Regions from separate parts of the Homo sapiens genome. Here regions 1 and 2 are each linked to region 3. Evidence: chromatin contacts called from ENCODE Hi-C or POLR2A ChIA-PET data. All regions are on one chromosome and are shown on one strand. Each heading gives the region's core, a stretch centred on a gene start or an enhancer-like site at or near the end of the contact. The rest is flanking DNA. Distances are from core to core; before and after follow the strand shown.

Region 1 (4,241 bases), core at 501-3,000, 2.3 Mb before region 3:
GGCCATGCCCTAGTCTGAGAGGAGAGTGCCATACACGCAAACTTTGAAATAAAGGGAACTTGATTTGGGGGAGAGAAGCCCAGGATAGGACTGAGACCCCTTGGGGGGAACAGATGGAGAGGTCTGTGGGTCATTGATGCTCATCATCTTCTCCAGGCATTATACTCATCACCCCTTTGTGTGTGAACCATTGTATAAGGTAAGGGAAACACCGAACTAACTTCCTACCCTCACAGGTTTGGGACTTAATGAACACATAGGCTACAGTTTTCTTTGCTGAGAAACTGGAACACAAGTATGGAATAGTGGAGTCATGGGGGTGACCAGGGTGAAAGATGCCTGATCTCTGAAGCACAGGGTCATTTGTATTTCCAAGGAGTTAACCTCTTGTGGTGAAATGAGGCCAGTCAGGTTTCCTCAACTATCAACGTCTCCAACAATCACCCAACACAACAGAAAGAGATACAGAAGAAGGGCTGTTGGGGATCTCTGACCAGAGGCCAAAGAAAAGGGACACACAAGGGGCTTGGTTCTTACCCAGCCGCCGTTCTCCTGGATCCAAGGCTCTAGGTGGTCATTCAGGTAAGTGGCCATCCAAGCTGCGATCCGACTCACCAATACCTGCATCTCCTTGTCTACGCTTTCCACGCACAGTGCCCCGCCGAAGGAGAAAAAGGCCACAATGCGACCCCAGTTTACCCCATCCCGGAAGAGTTCATTCACTACCTGTTCAAAGCTCTGATATGCTGTCCCTGGGGTGATGTGGAGCTGGGATGTCAGGTCACTGAATGCCCGCCGGTACCGCAGTTCAAACTCGTCGCCTGCCTCCCTCAGCGCTTGCTTTACTGCTGCCATGGGGATCACCTCCCGGGCATCCAAACTGCTGCTGTGGCCAGTGGCTCCATTCACCGCGGGGCTGTCTGCCAGGTGCCAGGATGGGTTGCCATTGATGGCACTGGGGGTCTCCATCTCCGATTCAGTCCCTTCTGGGGCCTCAGTCCTGTTCTCTTCCACATCACTAAACTGACTCCAGCTGTATCCTTTCTGGGAAAGCTTGTAGGAGAGAAAGTCAACCACCAGCTCCCGGTTGCTCTGAGACATTTTTATAATAGGGATGGGCTCAACCAGTCCATTGTCCAAAACACCTGCTCACTCACTGAGTCTCGTCTCTGGTTAGTGATTCTCTTCTAAGATCCAAAGCCAAGATAAGATTCTGAAGGGAGAGAAAGAGCTTCAGGAAAAAAAAATAATTAATATGCATGCCATTTACCCTAAAAATTCCATTCCCCCTCCAGGTACCAGAACTGGTTTCTTTGTGGGTCTTACGAAGGTCTGGGTCTAGGTTCCAAGATACTTCACTTAAGTCAAATCGAAAGCACCAGTGGACTCTGAATCTCCCACCAGCCTTTTCTACCCCCGTCTTCTCCGAAATGCCTTCCTCGGAAAGTCACTCCCTGGGCAGTCCCCCCCGCCCCACTCCCGCTCCCCCGCACCACCTACATTCAAATCCGCCTTAGGCAAAGGCAGGCAGGTGCAGCCCCCGGAAGATCTTTTGTATCACAGGTCGGGAGAGGAGGTGGCTGCGGGGATGCCGGTAACTCAGCCGGCCTCGCGGTGGCTGGCAAAAAAACCAGCTCCGGCCGGAGGGATCATGCGACCCGGCAGGCTGGGAGCCCAGAAGGCGACACAGGAATTGCGAAGCTCAGGAACCAGCCCCCTCGCTTGCTTCCTCCTCCATCGCCCGGATCGAGGGCGGCCGCTCCGCAGCCGCGGCCTCCTGCCACCCGGGAGCCCAGCCCCCTCTCTCTTGCACGCCCCTTGGCTCTCCGCCTCCTACTGGGAGCCAGGAGTACTCTCCCGGAGGTGGCTGGTATGGATTTAGTTGGTTTTTGTTTTTCTTTTTTCTATTTAAGCACCAGCCCAGGGTGAGGTGGAGGCGTCCGAAACCCTAAAGGGACTTCTCAATGGGGTTCAAGGTTTCAGTGAGGGACGCAGGGAGGGGGAAACTGCCTCAGATCTGCAATCTGACTTTGGGAAGGCCACCCCCAGGCCTGTCTGTGATGTTGAAGGCCGGAGACCCCCAACAAATGCCGCTGGTTTGCTCTGAATTCCCCAAAGGCCCAGAACGTGGCAGTTGGGGATTGCCGGGTCCTCCATTCCCCGCCCGGACACAATGGCCGCCGGCGCCCTGCACAAAGACTGGGTGAGGGTGAGGCGCTGGGCCTCTCCTCAGGTCAGGAAGAGGGGTCGAGGCCTGCTCGACGGCCCCACAGCTGAGACCACGTTTTCCTGGGGACAGGCCCAAAGTGGCTTTCTGGCGCCCCCGGGAGGGCTCCGGGGCCGGGGGCTGCACCTCTCCGGAGCCCAGGGTGGGCCGGCTGCGGCCTAGCGGCTTCTCGAGCTCACTAGGCCGGGTACCCGCCGAGCCACCGCCCCGTTGCTAGGCAACCGCCCTCCCCCGGGGGCGCCCCCTAGACCTTCCTGAGAGGAGGGGCCTCGCCCCCGGCGGTCCGCCCCAGCGCAGCCAATCAGCGAGCCCAGCCGGCACGGAAGCGGGACGGCGAAGGCTCCTATTGGGCGCAACGGCTGTCACGCACAGGGGAGGCGGCGCTCTCACCTGCGAGCCCCGCGAGCCGTGGGGGGCCACATCCCCCTTCATCGGCCCGGTAGCTTCCAGACGCAAGAGCTCTTCGCGGCCGAGTTCCGCGCCGCGGACCCGGGCCGGCCTACCTGGCTGCCGGCCTACCTGGCTGACTGCTCGCGCCGTCTCTCCCGAACAAGCCGGCCTCAGTTTCCCCTGAAGAGACAGGGGAACTTGCAAGCTCAGTCACTTCCGGTGCCGCGGCAACGCGCGCGAGCCCGAGACGCAAAGGGAGTGCGCGCCTTGAGTGACTGGCATCAGGACCGGGGAGAGATCGCCCCCTCGCGGTAGATCTGGGGAATCGGGAGGCGCAAAAAATCAACATTTATAATCACATTTCCATTTATTCATTCAGTCAGTCAGTCAGTCACTCATCAGTCAATCAGCCTATTTCATCCGTCCGTCAGTTTATATATAGAAGAAGCATCGCCTTGTGGTTAAGCACTTTGTCTGGATTCTAACTCTGCTAGTTAGGCAAGTTTCTCAACTGCTCTGTGCTTCAATGTCCTCAATTGTAAAATGGGTAATAGTACCAACCTCTCTCGTTGAGCTATTGTGATGATTAAGAGAGTTATTAATTGTAAACTCCATAGGACAGGCCGGGCGCGGTGGCTCACGCCCGTAATCCCAGCACTTTGGGAGGCCGAGGCGGGCGGATCACCTGAGGTTAGGAGTTCAAGACCAGCGTGGCCAATGTGGTGAAACCCCGTCTCTACTAAAAATACAAAAAATTAGCTGGGCGTGGTGGCGCATGCCTGTAATCCCAGCTACTCGGGAGGCTGAGGCAGCAGACTCGCTTACAGGAGAATCGTTTACAGGCGTGAGCCACCGCGCCCCGCCAATTTCCTTACACCCTGAACCACACAGTGTGTTATCAAATGTTTTATCCTTGCCAATTAGATGGGTAAAAACCGAAGGCACTTTCATATTTCTTTTTTTATTATGAATGAAGTTGAGCAATTTGTCATATTTTTTAGTCTTTCTTTGGAGGGTGGTGGATCTTGTATTGGTGAATTTTCTTCATATTGTTTACCCCTTTTTCAGGTGGTCTTTCTGTTGAACTCTTTCCTCATTTTTTTTTTTTTTTTTGTTATTGTTGTTTGTTCGAGATGGAGTCTTGCTCTGTTGCACAGGCTGGAGTGCAGTGGTGCTATCTTGGCTCACTGTAAACTCTGCCCGCCAGGTTCAAGTGATTGTCCTGCCTCAGCCTCCCTAGTATCTGGGACTACAGGTACACACCACCACGCCCGGCTAATTTTTGTATTTTTAGTAGAGACAGGGTTTCACCATTTTGGCCAGGCTGGTCTCAAACTGCTGACCTCAGGTGATCCGACTGCCTCAGCCTCCCAAAGTGCTGGGATTACAGACATGAGCCACCGTGCCCGGCCTTTTTTTTTTTTTTTTTTTTGAGACAGGGTATGTCACCCAGCCTGCAGTGCAATGGTGTGATCTCAGCTCACAGCAGCCTCGACCTCCCCATCCCAGGTGATCCTCCCACCTCAGCCTCCCCAGTAGTTGTGAATACAGGCTCGCACCTCCACACCCAGCTAATTTTTGTATTTTTTGTAGAGAATGGAGTTTCCCCATGTTGCCCAGGCTG
Region 2 (4,158 bases), core at 1,555-4,054, 2.5 Mb after region 3:
CCCCTCTGTGCCCCCACATCTGTCTCGGTGGTCTCGCCACTCTGTGCCTCTTGCGCTGAAGGCCCCCCTTTGAGCCTGCTTCTTTGCCTGGGGCCCTTGGCCCCCCCTTGCTTTTTCAGCCCTAGCCCCCTGTCTCCCCTTCTCTCTGCTCCTTGTCTCCCTCTCCCTTTTTCTGTCTTTGCCGGGTCTCTGGGTCTCTGACCCCCATCCGGCCCTCATGGCTTTGTGTCTGGAGCTCTTGAAGCAATGTGAGTGGTGGGGTGTCCGGGTCGGGCCGGAGTTGGCCCGCAGGCTGGCCGCGGCCGAGGCTCCATGGGGTTGGCGCTGGGGCAAGGGCTGGCGCTAGGGCAAGGGGGCTCTGAGGCCTCCCACAAAGGGGGAAAGGAGGGAGGGGCCAGGCTGTCTGGCGGAGGAGGGAGTGGGGGGCCTTCCTGCTCTGAGGCTTCTGCTTTAGTTGCTTGAGTGTGTGGAGGGCACCACGGGCTGGGCATCCCTGCCCACTTGGCCCCGCATGGCCTGGCACTTTGTGATCGCTTGTGGGCAGGCCGGGCTATTTTGGAGCCGGCAGGATGTGATATCATTTGGACGTTTATTTAGCCCCGGCTGGGTGTGGGGGCTGCGTTCTTGCCAGCTTGAGTAATGAAATTTTGCAGGGGGGTGGGGGTGGGGTCAGCCTCCTAGGCAGCTAGGCTGTGGGGTTCATGGCCAGAACTTTGCAGAACACCAGAGTGGGCAAGTGAACAAAGGTCTGTGCTGCCTGGATCTTGCTGAGATTCGATTCAGGATGAGCAGGGAGAGGACTTCTTAATCTGACCACCCTGAGGATTGACTTTGGTAGTCTAACCTCTGGGGCCTTGGTTCTGCCAGCTTCAAGGTGTTGTAACCTTGAGCGAGACCCTTGTCCTCTCTGTCAGTTTCCCTATCTGTAAAAAGTGGATAATTGTGCTGGCCTCACACTGTTGTCATGATGATCAAATGAAACATCTGTAGACACGCTTTGTGAACTGTCAGCCTGTCTTTAAACAGCCCCATCGAGGGAGAGGAGCTTGCCCAAGGGTAAACAGCTGGCTGGCTCCTGCCAGAGCTGGGACAGGGATCCAGGACTAGGACATTACAGTCCAGGGCTCTTTAACCTCCTCCCCACTACCTGGTTATTCGAGAATGCACCTGCCCTTCCAATAGAGCAGGGAGACGGCTGTTTCTTAATTCAGGCCCCAATCCTGCTTGTTCTTTGTTAGTCCGTTTGTAAAGATAGATGGGCGTGCCCATCGGGATGTCTGTGCAGGGGGACAGTTGGATTTTCCATGTTCCATCCCATTGTTGTTTAAGGGTGGGCCCTGCTTGGACAGTGGCACTTGGAATAAAGTCACTTTGTAGTTGTGAGCCTTGGCTGCTTTTCCTGCTTCCCCTGTAGAGTAGGGGAACAAAGACCTCAGCCGAGAGAGGTTCTGCAGAGAGCTGGGGTTTGCTGTCAAGGAGCTTAGGATGTCCTAGAACTTTGGTGCAGGGAATGAGATCAGCTGTTCAAGCGCCTTGTCTTACAGATGAAGAGATGAGGCCCAGAAGGGCCAGGGACCCACAGAGGTTTGAGCCAGGACTTCTGGGTCCTGTTCCATGGCACTGCCTTTGAAGAAGTCACTGTCATGCTGTTATCACCTGCCCCTGGTGTATAATGACAATCTCTAACATCCTTTGACCTTTTTACTGTGTACGCTGTGCTTGGTGCTTTACTTCAGCTACTTGCAGTGGAAAAGAAGAAGGGCTTGGTGCCTGGCCTGGAAGTGAGGGGTGCAGGATCCCAGTTCCCACATCTCACCCACTTTTAGGGATGTCACTTTCCTTTGGGCTTCAGCTTCCTAATCCATAAAATGGGAATAACATTCCTTATCCTAAGACTGATTCTGAAATCATGGAATCCCTCAAGAATTGTGTGAGCAGCGGCTCACTCCTGTAATCCTAGCACTTTGGGAGGCCAAGGCAGGCAGGTCGCTTGAGCTCAGGAGTTCAAGACCAGCTTGGGCAACAAGACAAAACCCTGTTGCTCCAAAAAATACAAAAATTAGCTGGGTGTGGTGGCATGCGCTTGTATTCCCAGCTACTTGGAGGAGGCTGAGGCAGGAGGACAGCTTGAATCCAGAAGGTCAGGAGGTCGAGACTGCAGTGAGCTGAGATCATGCCACTGCACTCCAGCCTGGGTAACAAAATGAGACCCTGTCGACCGGGCGCGCTGGCTCACGCCTGTAATCCCAACACTTTGGGAGGCCGAGGCGGGCAGATCACTGGAGGTCAGGGGTTCGACATCAGCCTGGCCAACATGGTGAAACCCCGTCTCTACTGAAAATACAAAAATTAGCTGGGTGTGGTGGCACACGCCTGTAATCCCAGCTACTTGGGAGGCTGACGCAGGAGAATCATTTGAACCTGGGAAGCGGAGGTTGCAGTGAGCTGAGATTGCACCATTGCACTCCAGCATGGGTGACAAAAGCAAAACTCTGTCTCAAAAAAAAAAAAAGAAGAAACTGTTCCAGAGAGTAGAAACTCTGGGTTTCAGAACCACAAACGCCTGGTTTTAATCAGTCTCCATCATTCACTGCGTTTGTAATCTTGGGCAAATTATTTCTTTGAGCTTCAGTTTTCTTATCTGGACTCAAGATCTGTACTACAGGATTATGATGAGGATTAAATGAGATTATGTATTTTTTTTTAAATCTGGTGCACAGTAGGCACTTAATAAATGTGAACTTTCCCTTCCCAAAAACATCTGGGTGACTTTTCTCTTTGTAGGAACTAGACAGCCCAGTTCCCCCCCCATCCCCCCCACCCCCGCATGCCCTGTGGTTGGGGTTTAGATAACTAGGAAAGCACCTGTGGCTATTCTAATAGTAATAGGAGTGATCTTCTCATCTCTCCCAGGCTGTGTGAGGCATTGTGTAATCAGCCAGGCTCTTTCCCGACCATTGTTCTCCACCAACAGGCCTGGAAGTCGGAAGCCAGTGGAGTTCTCCCTGTTTCACAGGTGAATGAAAAATAGGGGGCCCAGAGAGAGACAAGGACCTGCTCAGGGGCCCACAGCCACAGCAGTGACAGGCAAACTTGTAGCCCAGGCCTCTTCTCCACAGCCCGCAGCGTTTCTCCAGGTTTATGGCTTCTGCCTGATAGCCTACCCCTCAGGCCGCCTTCCCTGGGTCTGTTCCCATCTGTTCTGGGAGGAGGGTTTTCTTGACATTTCCCCAGTCTCTGAGCTCATCTTGAATTTAAAAGGAGGCTATCTGGAGGCTGGGTGGGGACTGAGTCACCACCTCCCGTGGCTTTCTCATCCTGAGCAGCAACCAGACACACCCAGAGGGCCACTGCTGGAGACCTGCAGATTGTAAATGCCACACAGGCTTTCTTCCCAGAAGCTCAGATGGGCTCTTGCGGGAAGGCTGTCATCGTGGTTCTGTATGTATTTCTTCCTTCCCCTAGCCACTTTGAGAAGTTGTTGCCTGTCCTTTCCCGCTTCAGCCTTTATTAATGCTGTCCTCTTCCCCTATAGTGCCCTCTCTTCCCCTAGAGGCCCACACTGTCAAATGCCACCTCCCCCAGGAAGTTTGTCCTTGCTGGCTCTGGAGTCCCAGCAGGACTCCTGAGGATGCTTACGGCATGACCTTGGCAGGTCACGCCACCTTTCTGTGCCTCAGTTTTCTCATATATAAAATTTGGGTTTCTTGTCTTTATAAAGCTCCATCCCTAGACACTCTCATTTGGCAGGTCTTGGGGCAGGAATCACATGCCCCTAGGTTTTTAAACCAGCTCTCTAGAGGATGCTGGTGCTGAGAGCCTGTCGGCTGCAACCTGGGAAAAGCTGAACTGAGAGGACCCTGGTTTGCATGACAGCCTAGCTTGTTGCTGTGTGACCTTGGATTAGTCAGCTTTCTGTACCTCCGTTTTCCTCCCTATCAGATTGGGATGGAAATGAGAACTCGTGTAGTAACAGCCCCTCAATAAATGGCAGTCATCACCATCATCAGCTTTGTTTTGTGTGGGGATTGGTGGTTTTCAGAAGCAAGTCACCTTTCCCCTACTTGGTCCTGGCAGCAGGCACTGTCAAGTCAGACTGGGCCAGGGTGCAGGCTGTGGAATTGAACACCTGAGCAGGAATGAAGTCTAGTCCTTACA
Region 3 (4,093 bases), core at 1,594-4,093:
AGAATTCTGGGATTAAAGGAATGAGCCACTGTGCCCGGCATGACATTTGAGTTTTTGATCCATGCTGATGACATGGCAATGGGAGGCTATTGAAGGTTGTTTTTTGTTTTTCTGTTTTTGAGGCGGAGTCTCTCTCTGTGTCTCAGGCTGGAGTGCAGTGGCATGATCTCGGCTCACTGCAACCTCCACCTCCCAGGTTCAAGCGATTACCCCACCTCAGCCTCCTGAGTAGCTGGGATTACAGGTGCCTGCCACCACGCCCGGTTAATTTTTATATTTTTAGTAGAGATGGGGTTTCACCATGTTGCCCAGGCCGGTCTTGAACTCCTGACCTCAAGTAATCCCCCCCACCTCGGTCTCCCAAAGTACTGGGATTACAGGCGTGAGTTACCGCGCCCAGCCCATTGAAGGGTTTTGAGCAGAGAAGGAATGATGAGAGTTGGGCAGTAAGTAATGTATTGGTTGGGGGTAACTCTGGGGCAGGTGTAGTGAAAATCTATTATTCAATCTGCCCCAGAGCATGAACTCCATCTTTTGGGAAATGCATCTTTCTCTGACCATATGGTTCCGATGGGGCTGCCATCTCCCTGTACGTCCCACTTCCTTATTCACAGTATTGGTTAGAGAATGGCACCTGGCTTAAGTTGGGCCAGTCACAGCACCTGGTTTTCCACCCATAGATGATTGGTCTAGGGACGGGGACTTACCTATGTTGGACCAATCAAAGTTTTTCCCTAAAATTTTGTCCTTCAGACCAGAAGCAGAAATCCTCAGTCTCTCTCCGGTGGAACGGGTGAGAGTTGTGAGTGGTGAGCGCTGCTGCAGCCAGGTGCCTAGCCTTGAGGAGAAAAGCTCGCATACAGAGAGAAGAGATAAAGGACTGGGAGGAGAGTCCTGGCAACATTCAAGCCTCTGCGCTCACCACTTCAGTGCATTTTCTGAGCCTGGTTCTCCAGCCTTCCCATCAGTTCTGGGAGCTCCCCATTCCTTCCTGATAAATTCCTTTGCTGCATCTGTTAGTCTGAGTTTATTTATGTTTCGTAATTTGCAACCGAGAACACTGGTGATAACCGGGGGCTTTGAGGCAATTCCAGGAGGGCTACTTCTCACCCCCGTCAGGGAGGAGCCAAGACAGGGTTTATCCTCAAATGCAGATCCCCTGAGGTCAGGAGTTAGAGCCCAGCTTGGCCAACATGATGAAACCCCGTATCCACTGAAAATACAAAAATTAGCCGGGCATGGTGGTACACGCCTGTAATCCCAGCTACTTGGGAGGCTGAGGTACAAGAATCGCTTTGAACCCAGGAGGCAGAGGTTGCAGAGAGCCGAGATCGTGCCACTGCACTCCAGCCTAGGCGACAGAGCTAGACTCCGCCTCAAAAAACACACAAACAATGAACAGACAAATAAATGACAGAACAAGAAGACAAACTAGAGAACATCTTGAGACAAGGTGTTCAGGGAAGAGTTCTTTTGAGAAGGTGATATTAAAGCGAGTTTGGGGAAGAACGTCCCAGGCCTTGCGCTCAGGGTCGTCAACTCTTTGATTTCTCTTCCTTTTGAAGCAGGGCAGGGAGGTCATCAAACAACAGAAGGACAATTATAACTGCTGGTATGGCAAAGCCAGGACTCTGAATTCAAACTCTGCTCCATTCTCAGGAATCCCGTCTGTTAAGCAGGTTCTGGGGAAGCGATGTGAGTCATGAAATCACAGGTCGGAGGAGGCATCGAGAATATGGTCAGTTCTCAACTTTCAGGGAAATCCATAGCTGAGGAATGAAGGACAACGGGCTTCTCGTGCTCTCACTAGGAAGACTGGTTCACCGGAGGCTGGAACACTGAAAGTGAGAAATCCCGACAGGAGAAATGTGTAGGAGAGAGGACTAGCACCTGGATCAAGTTATAAAACATCTCCTGCATCTTTTTCGGAGATCACCCTTAGCGCGGCCTCTCCGCCCAGTCCCAGATTAGGCAGCGAAGAGCGACCCTCACCTTGTCTAGGTGGCACGTTCCTTAAAAGCGAAAGGACCAGGAGTTTCTTCCTGCCTCGTCTCTTCCGGATCCCTCCTGCACCGCCCACAGCCTGCAGATTTGAGCGCCATCTCCAGGCCCCGCCCACCTCAAGCACCACCCCTCAGTCCTTCCTTGGGGCACGCCTCCTTCCGGCACCCGCCCAGAGTAGCCACCCCCGGGGCCCCTCCTCCCCTCCCTGCTTCCGGGCCCGCCTCCTTCAGGCCCGCTTCCATCTTCCTCCCACTCTAAGCTTCTCTTCAGCCCCGCCTCCCTCCACCCGTGGCTCCGCCCTCTGGGCGATTCTCCATTTAGCCCCGCCCACAGCATCTCCTTTCAAGCGCTGTCCTGGTTCCCGGCTCTCCATCTCCTGCACGGCCTTCCCCACTGGTCCGGCGACCCTCTTCCCAGGGCCTCATCACCATCTTAGCTCCGCCCCTACTTCGGCTCCAAACCTGTGCAAGCTGCCCTCTTCCCGCCCCAGCCCCGCCTCCCCAAGCCGCGTCTCAGTCCCTCCTCCCTTTCAGGCCCCACCCTGGCCCCGCCTTCCTCCCGTCCCCGCCGAAGCTCTGGACCTTTCCAAAGCCAGGCTGAGAGGGTGGGGAGAGCCCATGCGCCTGGGAAGCCGGGCTGTTTCTGGGCGGGGCTGCAGACTCCTCGTGCTCGTGTCACCGTGTCCTTCCCAGGAGACAGAGAAGGAGGAGAGCCCGGAACCAGGGCCGGAGCGGCGGGCGGAGCCGAGCTGCGGGGAGCCGCTCCGGGTGCCCCCACCCCCGCGCGCCTCAGTGGTGCCGGCCGAGGGCAGGGCTCGCGGTTGCGGGGCTCGCGCCGCTGTCAGTGCGGCGGGGCGCGCGAGCGGCGCCAGCTCGGGGCAGCGGAACCCAGAGAAGCTGAGGGGGCGGTAGCGGCGGCGACGGCGACGACGACGACTCCCGCGCGTGTGCCCAGCCTCTTCCCGCCGCAGCCGCCCTTTTCCTCCCTCCCTTACGTCCCCGAGTGCGGCAGTACCGCCTCCTTCCCAGCCGCGCGGCTTCCTCCAGACCTCTCGGCGCGGGTGAGTGGGGACTGCGGGCGTCTCCTTAGGGGTGCGGGGAGGGTGTGTGCTTTGTGCCTTTCCGTTCACTCACTTCTTCCGGCAGGCCGCTGCCTATTTTTAGAAACTTATTTCTGCCCTTCGGGGAGTCCCGGGAGCCCGAGTAACTCTAGGCCCCCTCCGCCGCTCCTTTCTCCCACTCGGACCCGCCGCCCCGGGTCCCCGGCCCCAGCCCTCCGCGCCCGGTCCTGCTCCCGGCGTTCCCTGTCTGCTCTCTCCGCGGGCCAAGTCTGGGCCAGTAGTTGGCTGGGTGGGCCCGCGCCCGCTCGGAAGTTGGAGTCTTTTGTGCTCGTGCCCCGCCCCGCCCGGCGAGGGGCGGAGGGAGGGGAACGGAGGCTGCTCCGGGGAGGCCGCAGGCGGGCCCGGCCGCGGCTGCTTCCGGCTCTCCTAACCCGGACTGGGTCTACGGGCTCCCGGAGGCGCGCAGAGCTTGTCCTGCCTCGGCTCCCGCCTCTTCTGGGCTCTTTGCACGCCTTGGGCTCGGAGAGAAACAACAACGGGCCCTCGAACTGGGGCCGTATCCGCGTTTCACTCAGCCTCCTTGGCGGCCGAGTCTTAGTTTGCCTCTCGGTGACATGGGGGGAAAGAAGGAAACTCGCTTTGCGGGGTGTTCGTGGATTCAGGGAGGGAACTAATATGTGAAAGAAGTGTTTAACACCGACAGGGAACATTTAATGAGACTTCACCCAGGAACTTCCCAAGCCTTATTTCATTTAATGTTCACAACGGCCTTCTGGTTTATCCTCATTTACAAAAGCAGAAATTAAGGCGCAGAGGGGTCAAGTAATTTTCTCCAAGTCACAGTAGCCACAGAAGTGCAAAGGAGTGGTGCCAGTACCTATTATTTATTAATATTTCCTGGTGTGAGCATGTATCATCTCTTAGTGCAGAGGGTATTTTTACCTAGCCTTGGGTCACACCATTTAATTAGGGGCATAACTCTGGGTTTTCCCTGACTTCTGGGCCGTTGTCCACTATACTGTGGATGAA

Evidence for each region. Hi-C counts contacts between places; a loop is a spot of excess contacts on that map. ChIA-PET counts read pairs that join two places held with the same protein, here RNA polymerase II (POLR2A). Pooled maps may share reads with other maps.
Region 1: a loop to region 3 is called in a map of CD8-positive, alpha-beta T cell, with 18 times the contacts of the local background. The contact joins the promoter of BCL2L1 here to the promoter of RALY in region 3. A Hi-C loop is called at or near these places in 1 of 168 maps with a recorded cell type or tissue (CD8-positive, alpha-beta T cell) and 6 of 50 pooled maps. POLR2A ChIA-PET finds 5 or more read pairs at or near these places in 1 of 52 experiments (Caco-2).
Region 2: a map of CD8-positive, alpha-beta T cell shows a loop between it and region 3 (18-fold over the local background). The contact joins the enhancer-like site here to the promoter of RALY in region 3. A Hi-C loop is called at or near these places in 3 of 168 maps with a recorded cell type or tissue (CD8-positive, alpha-beta T cell, gastrocnemius medialis and naive thymus-derived CD4-positive, alpha-beta T cell) and 13 of 50 pooled maps.

Annotation. Positions count from the first base shown.
Region 1 is chr20:31,721,118-31,725,358 of GRCh38, forward strand. It overlaps BCL2L1 (BCL2 like 1), which reads right to left and starts at 1,751. Exons shown (of 3, transcript NM_138578.3): 1 at 1,501-1,751; 2 at 538-1,231. The coding sequence starts at 1,101. RefSeq lists enhancers at 1,370-2,125, 2,060-2,119, 2,126-2,880, 2,650-2,849 and silencers at 1,490-1,609, 1,660-1,769, 1,669-1,963, 2,170-2,619.
Region 2 is chr20:36,462,352-36,466,509 of GRCh38, forward strand. The region is part of intron 7 of DLGAP4 (DLG associated protein 4); the gene reads left to right. Among named protein-coding and RNA genes, the nearest start is that of MYL9, 77 kb to the right of the region's middle. RefSeq lists enhancers at 1-250, 1,657-2,583, 2,584-3,509, 3,085-3,264 and a silencer at 3,155-3,449. Within about 2 kb of position 2,805, at least 25 of the 41 ENCODE cell types and tissues checked have a DNase peak (open chromatin) inside an H3K27ac peak, as active enhancers do; they include CD8-positive, alpha-beta T cell and gastrocnemius medialis, where a contact is called at or near this core.
Region 3 is chr20:33,991,068-33,995,160 of GRCh38, forward strand. RALY (RALY heterogeneous nuclear ribonucleoprotein) reads left to right here and starts at 2,844. Exons shown (of 10, transcript NM_016732.3): 1 at 2,844-3,064. It overlaps RALY-AS1 (RALY antisense RNA 1), which reads right to left and starts at 3,300. Exons shown (of 2, transcript NR_109886.1): 1 at 3,138-3,300; 2 at 1,421-1,838. RefSeq lists enhancers at 1,745-1,824, 1,761-2,287 and silencers at 2,065-2,314, 2,485-2,594, 2,775-2,904, 2,965-3,014, 3,235-3,564.